2 separate regions of the Homo sapiens genome follow, and region 2 is linked to region 1. A link is a loop called in an ENCODE intact Hi-C map of the cell type or tissue named here. Cell type or tissue: heart left ventricle. All regions are shown on one strand.

Region 1 (8,000 bases):
GAACTAGGGAAAAAAACAAGTTATGAAAAATTTTCAAGTTTTTCTCAAAAGAAAGTATATGGAAAAGTCCACTTAGCAAAAGATTAGGTTTGTATTTTTTAAGAAATGTATGTTGGGATTGCAAAACTGTCCATTTTATTTATATTATGATTCTTGATATTTTAAATATTTTATTTAACTGTGGGGGCTATGATCAATTGATTAAAATAAAGCCCTAGCTTTTGCAAGTTTCATGCCATGGAAAAGTCAATACAGCCTCAATTTTACAATTTAATAACTAACCTGCACAATGTGCACATGTACCCTAAAACTTAAAGTATAATAAAAAAAAAAGAAACTTAAAAAAAAAAAAAAGAAATAGAAAAGAAAATACTTTCACTACCTTTCTGACATACAAACATTCCTGGATGTCTTTCCCCTTCTCATTAGTAAAAATTCCATAAGTATTAAAACCTTATACATTCTTTTATTTAAAAGGCATTGTATCATGCTATTTTTTATTTTGGAATCTTTTAAGAGTGATGAAAAGATATATTTAATGAAACCTCTAAAGATATCATAGTACTTTAAACCAGAGAACAACTTAGCATAATATTATGCTAAATAGGACTACACTTATATATGTAGGTGGCTTCTCCAACAATTTAGAAGTGAGGGAAATAAAGTTACCTCCTATGAATTATATTTCCTTAATTAAGACCAGCTTGAATGTATTTAATCTTTAGTAATAATAAATAATTTAAAAGCAGAATGGTTAATATAGCATAGAAGTCAAAGGAATAAACCATGAAAGTGTGTATGTCTAGCTGTCTTCAGAAAGATGCTGAGTGGGAGCTATACGAATATGCCTGTTCCTCAGAGAGGAGATCTGAACTGTGTTAGGGATGCATTATTCTTCTGGGCTTGACACTTAGAAATAGGAAATGACCAACTGGTTAATAAATAAGAAGTGTTACAGCGTACCACCTACATTTTCCTTACCTCTGAAACAGAACCACTAGTAAGTAACTTCTACTTTCCTTGTCTTGGAGTATTTTTCACCCTTTCCTGGTTGAAATATAGTATCTATATAATTCTGCTTCTAACATGGTCATGGAGATGCCTAAGTGCTAGAATGTCTCTGTATCCGACTCTCTAAGGGAGGCCAATGAAAATCCTAAGGTTCCAAGAGTTCATTAGGATGGGATGGATGGCAAAGACCAGTGGTTTCAGCGATAAGCTGATGTAGCCCAATTCTCCAGAAAATGCAATCTAGTGATGACTGCATTTTGATTAGAGGGGGCTTCCTATTGGAGAGGGCAGTGTAATGCTTGAGACCCATGTTAAATCAAAAGGTGGCTTTTTGAACAGCCTGTTTCACATGTGACTCAATGGTCTCAAGATACTGCCAGTCTATCTGTTTTCTTTGACATGATCTAGGATTCTGAAAGTCCAAGGATATACAAAAGTGGGGTACTGAAAATGTTACCAGTATGTGGTAGCAAATTCAGACAACATTCAGGATAAATTAGTCTGTTCCCTCCTATTGTTGATCTCTTTATCTTTTTATCCTATATTGTAGGTTCTTTATCTTCTCACTTTTGAAAAATTTTTAAACTTTCATCTATTATATTTATTTTTCCCATACTGTTTAACTATTTTTGTAAATGGTACCATGGTTTTATTTCATGAATTCAATATTTTTCATTATTTTTCTAAGGATAATAATTTTAGTTTTTAAGTTTTTCTGCCCCGTGCATTTTCTCTCTTATTTTGAGTTACTGTGTATGAATGGTGGTGTCTTTTTCTGAGTTTTGGTCTTCTTTTTGGAGTTAGAATGATTTCTTTTTTTCTTTTTTTTTTTGGTGGGGGGTGGGGATGGAGTCTTACTATGTTTTCCAGGCTAGAGTGCAATGGCGCGATCTCGGCTCACTGCAACCTCCACCTCCCAGGTTCAAGCAATTCTTGTCTCAGCCTACTAAGTAGCTGGGGCTACAGGTGCATGCCACCACACCTGCTTAATTTTTGTATTTTTAGTAGAGATGGAGTTTCACCAGGTTGGCCAGGCAGGTCTTGAACTCTTGACCTCAGGTGATCCACCCACCTCGGCCTCCCAAAATACTGGGATTACATGTAAGAGCCACTGTGCCTGCCCAGGAGTTAGAATGATTTCTTTTCTTTTCTTTTTCTTTTTTTTTTTTTTGTGCCACGGTCTCCCTCTTTCACCCAGGCTGGACAGCAGTGGCGCGATCTCGGCTCACTGCAAGCTCCTTCTCCCGGGTTCACGCCATTCTCCTGCCTCAGCCTCTTGAGTAGCTGGGACTACAGGTGCCCGCCACCACGCCCGGCTAATTTTTTGTATTTTTAGTAGAGACGGGTTTTCACTGTGTTAGCCAGAATGGTCTCGATCTCCTGACCTCGTGATCTGCCCGCCTCGGCCTCCCAAAGTGCTGGGATTACAGGTGTGAGCCACCGTGCCCGGCCTAGAATGATTTCTGACTGCCTCCAAAGTAAGGCAGTAAAGCATTGTGTCTGCTAGACCAGCTATAATATTGAGGTATCCCCAAATCTATCATTTTCTTTTTCTTTAGAGAAGATTCTTCAATCTTCTGCCTTGATGGGCGGAGCATAGCCAGTCAGGATGGGTGAAGAGGTCTCACTCTTAGGCATGAGTGCTGCACCTCACCACTTACCCTCTGTGCCTGTTTCTGAGCCAAGACCGTTCTGGTATGATTTCTGCAGGGTATAAACCTCTCACTTCTTGCAGGGGTATAGAAGGAGTAGTCACCATGGTTCAACAGGGTGAAAGAGGGACTAGTTCCTCTGATAGCTCTATGTCTAAAGTGTCAGCCTCATATGTTTTAGCTGTCTTCGGTCTCTCATTTCTTACTCTCCTTGGCATCACAATTTCTGGCTGCAGCCCTTAGCCTTTCCTGGGTTCTGGGAGGTGAATCAGCTTGTTTCTTTTATGGTACTTTTTGTATTCAGATGCTAGTTTTCCACTTTCTCCACTCTCGTAGGTTGCTTACCATTCCCCTATCTGCTTTTCAGTTTCAAATATGGATTGCTAGTACCCATCACTATGTCCGCTCCTACCCTCTTTGTTCTTGAGTGTTTACTACTTTTCTTTCTTTAGTCTCTTTCTCGAGTCATGTCAAGATATTTGTAGCCCAATTCATGTTTGTCCATATGCCCAGGTTTAACTTCCATTGGAGTGTGCATTACAACAGAAAGGAAAGCTTATAACAGGCTTGGACAGGGTTTCCTGGGCCACTCCTTTCTTTGGTGAAGCTGTTTCCTCAGATCTTAACACCAGAAGTAGCCTATTACTTCCATGCCTTCATATCACAATGCAGACTCTGGTCCCAGAAAAAAGGAGGGCTGTGTTTCCTTCCCCCACAGTCTCATTTCCTGTCCTGGTATTACTTGCACTCCACAGGAGGACATGATCCAGCATTGTGGTCCCAAAGTTAAACAGTTGTCTGACTGCTTCACCACACTTCCTGGATTCTGAGTGATTTAGGATTAAGTTACATCACATGTGACATTAGCAGCCCTGGATATATTGCTCCAAGCTCCTTCAATTTGTTTTCAGCCTCTTCTTGGCAGTAGTTTAGAAATCTTGTGGTCCAGGCTAAAGCTGGTTCTCCCTCGTTAAAGACAATCAGAGACAATGTGTAGGAATGATGATCAATGGAATAGAACTAGCGCCTAGTACTTGTAGAGCAGTTACAACCATTTCAGCTCAGGGAACTGAGAAAAGCAGTCTTTTTCTTTCTTCCTTCCCTTCTCCTCCTCCTCCTCTTCCCTCCCTCTCCTGCTTCTCTTCCCTCTCTCCCTCCCCATCCTCCTCCTCTTTTCTTCTTTACTGACCATGAGGAACAAAGAGGTCCCGGCCTTCCCTTGGAGGAATCCTGCTCTGTTACAATTCTGAAAGCCAGGAAGATCTCCATTACCTCCAACCTAAATTGCCTCTGACTTAATTCAATGCTATTTTATTGCATTCAGTTCACCATGGAAAGGGAAAATATAGTAAGTTTCAATTCCATAGAAATCCTTCATACACTTGAAGATGATCCTTAAGCCACTCCAGGTTTTCTTTCTGTAGCCTAAGCAGCCCTGACAAAAATCTTTCAGAAATGATTTTTAGGTTGTGTTGGAGGAGTGATATTTCTCTCAATAAAATGTGATCTCGATGCTTCCAGAATTCTTTCATCTCTGTTGCTTTTCTGGCCATGTGATTTTTTTTTTTCTAACTAGGCATGTATTTCAATCCTACTTTATAAACCTCATTTACAATGTTTAGCACTTACATACTCAAAACATATGGGCCTTAAAAAATATACAACTTTACTCTAAATTAAAGCAGACACCACAGCAATTCAAAAGTGATCACTGACTGACTTTGGTCTTATGAAAACAAACCTTGGTCTCTCAGGCTGAGTTTCTTCTTTCAGAGGGTCACAATTGAGACTGTGTATAGAAGAGTGTTTTTGTGCAGACACTGCTTGAAAGCAGTTAGCATTAAGTGTGCCTGTGTGGTTAGTGCAAGCTAAACAAAGAAACTGTAGAAGCACAGCTTTAATCAAGTCCAGTTGAGAACAAAGTCTTAGGGATTGTGTCTGGGATAAGAAGAATTATACTGAAAAGCAGTTTTCTGCAAGCTTCTCTAACAACATACATGTATCTCACAGTTTCTGTCTTCAGTGAGAAAATACGCCATAAAATGACTAATACCTGCCCATGGTATTTCTTCTTTATTTTTAATTTTTGTGGGCCCATAATAGTTATACATATTTATAGTGTACATGTGATATTTTGATACAAGTGTATGATATATAATAATCAAATCTGAGTAATTGGGATATCATTCACCATAAACATTTATTATTTCTTTGTGTTGGGAACATCATAACTCTTCTCTTCCTAGCTATTTGGAAATATACAAAAAATTATTATTAACTATAGTCTACAAAAAATTATTGTTAACTATTGTGCTACTGAACACTAGAGTTTTATTCATTCTATCTAACTGGCTTTTGTACCCACTAACCAACCTGTCTTCAATCCTTGCCGCCACAAACCTTCCCAGCCTCTGGTAACCATCATTCTGTTCACTACCTCCATAAGATCAATTTTTTAATCTCCCACATATGAGTGGAAAACATGAAATATTTATCTTTCTGTGCTTGACTTATTTCAGTTAATGTAATGTCCACCAGTTCCATTCATGTTGCTGCAAATGACAGGATTTCATTTTTCTTTAGGGCTGAATAATATTCCATTGTGTAAATATACTACATTTTCCTTATTAATTTGTTGATGAAGACTTAGGTGGATTCCATATTTTGGCTATTGTGAATAGTGCTGCAATAAACATGAGAGTGCAGATATCTCTTTGATATACTGATTTCCCTTTTTTTTTTTTTTTGGCTGTACGTACAGCACAGTGGGATTTTTGGATCATATGGTAATTCTATTTTTAGCTTTTTGAAGAACCTCCATTCTCTCTTCCTTAGTGCCTATGCTAATTTAAATTCTCATCAACAGTCCATGAGTATTTCCTTTTCTCCACATCTTCACTAGCGTAGGGAATTTTCTGTCTTTTTGATAATAGCTATTTTAGCTGAGTAAGATGATAGCACATTGTAAGTTGATTTGCATTTCCCTGATAATTAGTGATATTGATCATTTAAAGAATATACCTGTTGGCCATTTGTATGTATTCTTTTGAGAAAAGTCTATTAAGATCTTTTGCCTTTTTTAAATGAGATTTTTTTTCTTTTTCTTTTTTCTTTTTTTTGCTATTGAGTTGTTTGAGTTTCTTATGTGTTCTGGTTATTAATCCCTTGTTGAATAGTTTGCAAATATTTTCTCCCATTATGTGAATTGTCTCTTCACTTTGTTGATTGTATTTTTTGCTGTGCAGAAACTTTTTACCTTGATGTAATCCCATTTGTCAATTTTTGCTTTGGTTGCCTATGCTTTTGGGGTCTAACTCAAAAAAATCTTTGCCCAGACCAATGTTCTGAAGCATTGCTCTAATTTTTTTCTTCTAATAGTTTCATAATTTCAGTTGTTAGGTTTAAGTCTTTCATCAATTTTGGTTTTATTTTTCTACGTGGTGAGAGATAGTAGTCTAGTTTCATTCTTATGCATGTAGATATACAGTTTTCCCAGAACAATTTATTGAAGAGACTTTTTCCTCATATAGATTATTGATGCCTTTATTGAAAATGAGTTGGCTGTAAATATGTGGATTTATTTCTGAGTTCCCTATTCTGTTCCATTGGTCTATATTTCTGCTTTTGTGCCAGCACCATGCTGTTTTGGTTACTATAGCTTTGTAGTATATTTTGTAGTGTAGTAGTATGATGCTCTTGTTTTTGCTAAAAATAGCTTTCATTATTCTGGGTATTTTGTATATTCATACAAATTTTAGGATTGTTTTTTCTATTTCTGTGAACAGTGCCATTGGTATTTTGAAAAGGTTTGCATTTTATCTATAGAATGCTTTGCTTAGTAAGATCATTTTCAAAACATTAATTCCTCCAAAACATAAACATGAAATGTCTTTCCCTTTTTGAGTACTCTTCAATTTCTTTTATCAGTGTTTTACAGTTTTTATTGTAGAGATCTTCCATGTCTTTGGTTAAGTTTATTTCTAGATGTTTTATTTTTATAGCTCTTGTTAATGGATTGCTTTCTTGATTTCTTTTGTAGATTGTTTGCTGTTGGCATACAACATGCTACTGATTTTTGTATGCTAATTTTTGTATCCTGCAATTTTACTGAATTTCTTTATTAGTTCTAACAGTTTTCTGGCAGAGTCTTTAGGTTTTTCTAAGCATAAGATTATGTTGTATGCAAACAAAGAAAATTTGAGTTCTTACTTTCCCTTTGGATGCCCTTTATTGATTTTCTTGCCTAATTTCTCTGACTAGGACTTCTAGTACTATGCTGAATAAAAGTGGCAAAGTAGGTATTCTTATCTTTTTCCAGATCTTAGAGGGAAGACTTTTAATTTTTCCCCCATTGAGTATAATGATAGCTGTGGGTTTATTGTATATGGGCTTTATTATTTGAGATATGTTCCTCCTATAACCAGTTTTTTGAGAGTTTTTATCATGAAGGAATATTGAATTTTATTGAATGCTTTTTTGGCATCTATTGAAGTGATCATATAATTTTTATCTTTGATTCTGTTAATGTGATGTATCACATTTATTGATTCATGTATGTTGAACCATCCTTGCATGCCTAGGATAAATCCCACTTGATCATGATAAATTCTTCTGCAGCACAACAGATGTGTTTTGGAATTCAATTTCCCAGTATTTTGTTGAGAATTTTTATATCTATGTTTATCAGTGATATGGGCCTGTAGTTTTGTTGTTGTTGTTGTTGTTTTGTTTTTGTCTGATTTTGGCATCAGGGCAAGCCTGGCCTCATAGAATGAGTTTGGAAGTATTTCCTCTTCCTCAGCGTTTTAGAATAGTTTGAGTAGAATTGTTACTATTTCTTCTCTAAATGTCGGGTAGAATTCAGCAGCGAAGCCATCAAGTCTTCAGTTTTTCTTTGATGAGAGACTTTTTATTATTGCTTTCATCTTGTTACTGGTTAGTCACATGTTTGGGTTCTTTATTTCATCATGGTAAAATCTTAGTAGGTTTTATGCCTCTAGGAATTTTTTCCTTTTGTCTAGGCTTTCCAATTAATTGGAATATAATTGCTGATAATAGTCTCTAATGATCCTTTGAGTTTCTGTAGTAATGTTTCCTTTTTCATCTCTGATTTTATTTATTTGAGCCTCTCTTTTTTTCTTATTTATTTGAGCCTCTCTTTTTTTCTTAGTCTGTCTAAAGGTTTGTCAATTTTGTTTATCTTTTCAAAAAAATCCAACTTTTTGTCTTGTTGATCTTTTGTATTTTTCTATAGTCTCAATTTTATTTATTTCTGGCTGATTTTTTAAATTTATTTTCTTATACTAATTTTGAGTTTGCTTTGTTCTTGCTTTTCTA
Region 2 (8,000 bases), 250 kb after region 1:
AGAGAATGGCAAGCTCATCACTATGGCTTAGGCCAGTGATTATTAAGGAGAGAGATTCTATATTAATGGCCTAAACAAACAGTATCAACATCGCATAGGCACTGGTTAGAAATGCAAATTCCTGAGTCTGCCCCAAATCTACTGAATCAGAAACTCTGAGATCAGGACCCACCTGTCTGTGTACTAACAAACCCTGAAGGTAATTCTCATACATGTTCCAGTTTGAGAACAGCTAGGCTAGGCTGTAGCAGACAAATCTGACCACCACACCAGAACAATGGCACAAAGGAATTACACATCAATGCATATCTTGGCCTCCATGCAGCAGAGTGTGTGCAGGTACCGTATAAGAATGGGCCTGCCACAAAGCTCCTATAGAATCCTCTGTCCTATATGGTACAGCCTCATATCTTTTGCCCAGGTCACAGTGACAGAGACCACAGTACCTAAAACGGGCCCTGCACGGGGAAGTAGTGAGCATCAGCTTCCCTCTCTCTGCTTCATTAGCAGTTTCAAAAGGGAAAGAAAACTGTAGGTTGGAAAAGAGTTATGTGGTGGAAACAGGAAGGATGTGAAACTATCAGCTCACAGCTATGAAGAAAGCAGCTGACATAGTTGACACCTGCCTCAGGGACAATTTCTGAACCCCCCCCGCCAAGAACTATGCTGGGAACAAAATTGTCTCAGGAAAGGCAAGGGTTTCATCAATTGCTCTGGTTGAGGTTGAGTTATTTACCTAAGGAAATAGCTTTCAAATGTTTCCCCAATTGTCCTATATACTGAGCTCAAGCATCTGCAACCTTCTTTCCACTCCTCCTTTTTACTGTCTTTTCCTTCTCCATCCACTTTTTTTGTTTCATTGCTCCTTCTCCCTCATCTTTCTCTTCTGATATAATGAAGCTGAATTTTAGGCAAAGAAAGTAAATGCTTGGTATTAAGTTATTCCATTTGTTGTTGCTAGGAGATGGCCTCAAAACCTTTTTCCCTTGGGGGGACTCAGGTGGTCCTACAACAGCATGACCAGCAGGAATCAGTAGTGCTTATAAACACGATCTGACAGCTCTTCTTCTGTCATCAGGTGATGGCAGGAGCCAACAGGATGATTTGTTGTTCTCTGCTACCACATCTTCAGCTGTTTTTGTGGATGAAGAATGGAACGCCAAGAGTTGAAAGGGAAAATTATTACTGATATTTAAGGCACAAGGGGCAACCTCATGATATCCTTGAAACCACAAGAATCACTTCCTATGAGTTAACAGGAGAACATTGAATCGACTTGCAAGTTGCTTTTTAGATATGCTTTCTATCCTGTTAGTTGCATGGCCTATTGCAATGGCCCAGAATTAGCCTGCATATATCATAAAGGTGCCTCCAGTTGGCCATATATATATAGTATAGAATACATTTATTGATTATCTTCTGATGCTCTCATTCCCCTACTAGACTCTTCCAGGAAATGGTCCAAGTCTTGCTTATCTTTGAATCTTTAACTCAGTTCCTGGCAAACAGTAAATCTCGATTTGAATTCAATTGAAATTACAGGTAATCTAAGGTGAACTATGAAATAAACTTATAAGTAGTATTTTTCAAAGAAATTCTTAGTAACTAATTGCTTAAAGGCAAATGATTTGGCTTTTTCTTCATTTTTTTGCCTTTTACTCTAGAGAGGCTGACACCTACCCTACCCAGCAAGCATAATGTTAATTTTCACTTCCTGTCTTTCCCTCATATTTTCACCCCTATAGAAGAGACTCTGTAAGGCATTTTATAATTAATTTGTTAATTGTCTATTTTATTGATAAAGTAATTTTGCAAAGAAGAATGCTTTATACATATTCTCAAATGTAAGGTAATCTATATAATCTTTTTACTGTTTGACTTTTTATGAGATCAGTAAGATGGTAGTAAAGAGGTAAATTTTTACACTGGTTATATTTAATCATAATCAAACCTCTATGACAAAAATGATATTGTGTATTATTTATTTTTTTGCATCAGGAATTACTTCAAAATGTAGCAGATTAAAATAATAAATACTTATTGTCTCATACAGTTTCTGAGAGTCAGGGATCCAGGAATTAGATGAGTATTTCTGGTGTAGAGTTTCACATTAATATAGAGTCAAGATGGTGGCCAAGACTGCAGTCATCTGAAGGCTTGACTGGGGCTGGAGAATCTGCTTCCCTAGAATGCTCATTCTCTGTCCCAAGAATGCTCACTCACTGTGGCTGGAAACCTCAATTCTTTGCTGGATGTTGACCAAAGGCCCCAGTTTCTTACCATGTGGATCTTTGATGGTAAGAAAGGTCCTCATGACATGGTATCTAACTTCCCTGATAGCACATGATCAAAGAGAGAAGAAATGAGAGACACACAGACAGACAGAGAGAGAAAAGCCCCAACCATAGTGCCTTTTATGATCCAGTCTTCAGAACTACACTGCCATTTCTGCCACATTTTATTCATTAAATATAAGTCAGTAAGCACAGCCCACACTCAAAGGGAAATAATCAAGTTCCACCTGTTGAAAGGAGGCGTAGCTAAGAATATGTGCACATATTTTAACTCCACAACCATGGGTTTACAACTTTAACTGAACAAACACTTCTTTCAAAAAGAAACATTCTAACAAATGTAGTTTTTCATAATTACTTATATTCTCAAGACTACAATTCAACAGAAGACAGAATGATTACAACACACATCTCTGAATAATATAGAATGCTATGTTTCTCTTAGTAATCAGATTTATCCAGAAAGTTAACTCTATTATGACAAGATTCAGAATGATATAGATTTAACTTACATTAATGGTAATTGATGTGTAAATGTCAACAAGTGAAATGGCAAGTACAATGTCCTGGATATAGTAAGTAGGGTTTAAGTGAGAAATGAGTAGCTGAAGCAGTGAGTGGTGAAAAAGAGTAGTGATAAGTAAAAATGAGAACAGATCATTATAAGTGGGTCAGATGATACAGATCTTGTAAGCTACGTAAGGACTTGAAATATTACTTTATGAATGGTGGACCCTGAGTGGTTTGGGGCAAGGTGTGGCCTAATCTGATGTATTTTTAAAAATCCCTCTTGATGCTATGTGGAAAATTGACTATAATAGTTTAAATGGAGAAACAGGAAGGCAAGTTAGGAGACCATTGCAAAACTCAGGCTTGGACAAGTGTACTAGTTGTATACTTACTAGCCTGCAGTGTAGGTAATTTAAATCTGACTACCTTTTCAAAGTGGAGCCAAAAAGATCTGTTGATGGAGTAGATGTGAGTTATAAGAAAAAGTAATGATAGTTTTGACCACAGACATTGAAATATTGGTGAATCCATTTCCTGGTATGGAGAAAATTATAGGCAGATCAGATTTGGAAAGGAAAAGCAAAAGGTTGTTCAGAATAAATTAAATTTTATATGCATAATAGAAATATTACCAGTTGAGATAAACTATGATGAAGAACCAACAATCCCAAAGTACCATTGGCTTAGTAAGACAATTTATTACTCACTCTTGCTTCAAATCCTCCAGGGTTGGCAGCAGGCCATACCCACTTCAGTCACTCAGAGAGCCAATCTGATGCAGGCTGTCTGTAGACACATGCTTCCCCAATAGACAGCAAAGACAGGAACAGGAATGTGGCCATTACACTGTGGCTCTTTAAGGTTTCTCACGTACATAACATAAAATACTTTCCTGGCTAACAACATGGGTATGAGGGTTCTGAGAAATGCAATTGTACCATGTACCAAAGGTAGGAGAGTATTTATGAACAACCTTAACAATCTCCAGAATATCTAAGCAGAGATGTTAATTAAGCTGATGGACACTTGAAATCTAGAATCCAGGAGAGAGGTTGGACAGGAAATAAATATTTGTGATTGGTTGGCATGTAGACAATATTTAAACTTATGACACAGCTGACATCACCAAGGCAGTGAGATACTAGGATTGAGACCTCACAATATCCAGAAGTAGGAATAGGAATTCGGTGAGGAAGTTGGGTGAGGGGTGAAGTGGGAATAGAACCAAAAATATTCAGTATTTGCTTACAAATGCAAGTAACTTTCTATATTTGTTTGAAATAAAAAGTAGAGATTTTTGTCTGGTCATGTGTGTTTTCTCTGTTAAATAAGAAGCAGTTATCAGCTGAAAACAAGAATGAGGAGAATGTAGTGAAGTTTAAAGAAAAGAGAAAAGGTAAGTACTACTATTCATCTATAAGAGTGGCAGTATGGCTTCCATGGGGAAATGGAGAGGAATTTTTAGGCAACACTGGAGGCGTATTTGAGGTTAGACATCATGAGTTTAAAAATCTGTCCACACAGGCCGGGAGCAATGGCTCACACCTGTAATCCCAGCACTTTGGGAAGCCAAGGTGGGCAGATCACTTGTGGTCAAGAGTTTGAGACCAGCCTGACCAACATGGCAAAACCTTGTCTCTACTAAAATACAAAAAAATTAGCCAGGCGTCGTGGTGCACGCCTATAATCCCAGCTACTCAGGAGGCTGAGGAAGAAGAATCTCTTGAACCCTGGAAGTGGAGGTTGCAGTGAGCTGAGATTGCACCACTGCACTCCAGCCTGCACGATGGAAGCGAGACTCCATCTCAAAAAAAAAAAAAAAAAACCTCTCTCTGCAAATTAGCTATGTGATCTCACCATGATCACCTGCTAAGGTTCATGTGAAGAGTAAAGGCCATATATTTTTGTGTGGGTTTGTGTTTGCCAATACACTATGCAGGGAAAGGAAGAAGTAGTTGAGAGTATATATGAAAATGATTGTTACGACTGCCCATGGAACTTAAACTGAGTAAGCTGGGAAGTGAACATTTGAGGAGGGTGGGGAGGCAATGAAAAGTGGGGCAGGAGCAATAGTTTATGGAAAGATCCTGGAGAATTTGAGAAATCCTTAAAGTTGGGGCACTGAAGAAAGTTAGAAGCGTAAGATGTATTCACTATAGATTGGTAAGGTCTAGACTAAATCATGGGAGTGGATGTCTCAGAACGGAGGACAAGATCTTTGGAGGAAACTGTCAAAGACATGGAAGCCAATGTATTAGAGGAATCATTAGTGTAAAGGAGAATGTCAGTGTTGGGAGAGAAGAGCAACTGACAAGAGCACTCCAGGTTCAGTGGGTCCCTTCCTTAATCACAGGGATGGTGGTGCTCAGGCTGGAGGAAGCTTTATTCTCTTTTAAAGGGCAATGGCAATACACAGAGAGCAAGTACAGAGGAAAAGTTTTTCATCTTAACATTTGTTCTGATGAGACAACTATGGGATATCCAGTATGGAGGTGTCTCATAGGCAGTTAGATAAAAAGGACTGGAATTCAGAAGAGATAGTTATGACAGTGAAATATATTTGGATATCCGTAGCATAGAGATAGCTGTTGTAGTTATGAGGATGAATGAAGTCAATATGTGAAAATATGGAGAACTGGGTGGAGGGGGGGAGAACTAAAGGAAGAATGCTGAATGACATGAACATTTGAATGGTATGCAAAAGAAGAGAAAAAACTAACAAAAATGATCAGGGGTAGGAGAACTATCAAAAGAGAATAAAAATTAACACTTTGCTTTTTGGTAGATGATACAAAACTAAAGGCTAAGGTTAAGTTTGAGAGGATAAGGAAACTTTTTAAAAAGTAAGTGAAAAGAAACTTGTTTTAAGTACTTAGGAATAACCAAATAATAAGTGGATAAATAATTTGAAAGAATCTCACCATCTTTCTTTTTTTTCTGAATTTTTCTTTACAAAACGTTAATTAACCAAAAGCAAAAAAGATAAAGAAAGAGAGGTAAAGCAAAAAAGCTCAATTATCAGCCGATGGTAGGCAAGTGATAAGGCTGGCCTTTTCCCATCATTGTAGCCATGGCTTGTTCCACTTAGAGATGGGGTAGATTTCTGTATGGTGGTCTATCAATGCTGTGATGAATTTTATCAGATCATATCACTTTAGCAAACAATGATGTCACCATCTACAGCAGAGGACAGCACTTTAGTGTATGCTACCTTAAGAATCTTCTAGTTCTAGATACTTGAGGAATCGCCACACTGTCTTCCACAATGGTTGAAGTAATTTACATTCCCACCAACAGCATAAAAGCGTTCCTATTTTTCCACAACCTCTCCAGCATCTGTCATTTCCTGACTTTTTAATGATCACCATTCTAACTGGCATTAGATGGTATCTCATTGTGGTTTTGATTTGCATTTCTCTAATGACCAATGATGATGGACATTTTTTCACATGTCTCTTGGCTGCATAAATGTCTTCTTTTGAGAAGTGTCCATCAATGATAGACTGGATTAAGAAAATGTGGCAAATATACACCATAGAATACTATGCAGCCATAGAAAAGGATGAGTTCACGTCCTTTGCAGGGACATGGATGAAGCTGGAAACCATCATTCTCAGCAAACTATCACAAGATCAGAAAACCAAACACCACATGTTCTCACTCATAAGTGGGAGTTGAACAGTGAGAACACATGGACACAGGAGGGGAACATCACACACCAGGGCCTGTGGGGGGTAGGGGGCGGCTGGGGGAGGGATAACATTAGGAGAAATACCTAATGTAGGTGACAGGTTGATGGGTGCAGCAAACCACCATGGCATGTGTATACCTATGTAACAAAACTGCACGTTCTGCGCACGTAACCCAAAACTTAAAGTATAATAAAAAAAAATTTTTTAAAGAATCTTCACAAAAGAACTCTGAAATGTCAGCATGAGCAGATGATGAAGTATCATAGGAATCCATTTTTTGCTGCATTTCTTATTTAATAGAGAAAAGAAATTTCATATGCTGTAATATGTTTCCAATTGGAAATTAAAATCTGATAGACTTAGTTTCAGTTGTGTGTACGAATGTATAAACATTGATGTATGACATTTTAATGAAGGTATACAGATACTGTTAGAGGTTAAGATGCTAAAAACAGCTTGTTCCAAGTTTGTAAGCCCCATATTTCTCAGGTTTCATATTTGTATCTTAAACTCTCACATATTTCAAGTTTACTAAAACTGTCCTCTTGTAATTCCTGTTAAGAGGTACTTTTAAGTTACATAAACAAATATGGTTTTAATTTGTAGTCAACCTTAAAATATCTGGAAAAATCCTGTGAATTCTCCAGCAAGTCTCCAGACAACCACACTAGTTCAAGTTCAAGTTAGGATACTAATTATGCTAAATTTATTCTTAAAGTAAATAAGAAAACATGGCCTGAAAATTTATCATGGCTTTACCATCTAAACCATGGGTAATTGCCTTTCCAATAAAAAGCATTAACTTTTATTGTTAATGTATTAAGATAACATCCTTAATGAAAGATTAATACCATACATTAAAATGTTAATATTAGTCAACACACGCACATGTAGAAACAATTCAGAGAGTCAGTGGCATTTATACTTGATAAGTATAATATTTCTTTAAGCATTATACTCAATGAAAAATATTTCTATTTTAAACTGGAAGGCAATGTTTTTAAGCATCTGAAAAAAACAAATGAACTCATTTTCATTAACAAATAGAAATTGAGCAATATTTCACTCCTTTTTTTTAATCACTGTTTTCTTTACTCAAGAGAATTATTTGACCCTAAATTTTGCTCAGTTTCTGAGTAGATTCTCAATATGTAAGCATTTTCCTTACAATTGAACTGATTTTTCAAGAGTAAATTTCTTGGAGTCTGCAGATTTTCATCTGCAAAGTCACAAGACACTCAATTCAGATTCCCTTTTTACTGAATTTTGATGAAAAACAAAACGTTTTTATGTGGAGACTTCAACTAAGCTATCTCTACAATACAGTTTTACTAAAAATTGTATTCTAGAGAACAATATTATTCTTGATTAACATATACAGCTGTCTGATTAGGCTGGTTTCTTAAAGTCAGGCTTCTCTTTGGTAAGAGACAGCAAGAGAGACATTTTCAGTGTATTGCACAGTTAAATTGGGTAGAAGGAGGATACACAAGCAGGAAACCCT

The links. A loop is a pair of places that touch in the nucleus more often than their neighbours do. Peaks named below come from ENCODE experiments on the same cell type or tissue, not always from the same donor. Only the 100,000 strongest peaks of a DNase experiment are listed, where the experiment ranks them.
Region 2: a loop joins it to region 1, with 2.4 times the contacts of the local background. A loop is called at or near these places in 3 of 110 quality-filtered maps.

The regions. Positions count from the first base shown.
Region 1 is chr13:76,451,635-76,459,634 of GRCh38, reverse strand. No RefSeq gene overlaps it. Among named protein-coding and RNA genes, the nearest start is that of KCTD12, 430 kb to the left of the region's middle. In heart left ventricle, no CTCF peak of the experiment used is centred here; no DNase peak of the experiment used is centred here.
Region 2 is chr13:76,206,023-76,214,022 of GRCh38, reverse strand. No RefSeq gene overlaps it. Among named protein-coding and RNA genes, the nearest start is that of LINC00561, 270 kb to the right of the region's middle. In heart left ventricle, no CTCF peak of the experiment used is centred here; a DNase peak (open chromatin) is centred at 3,542.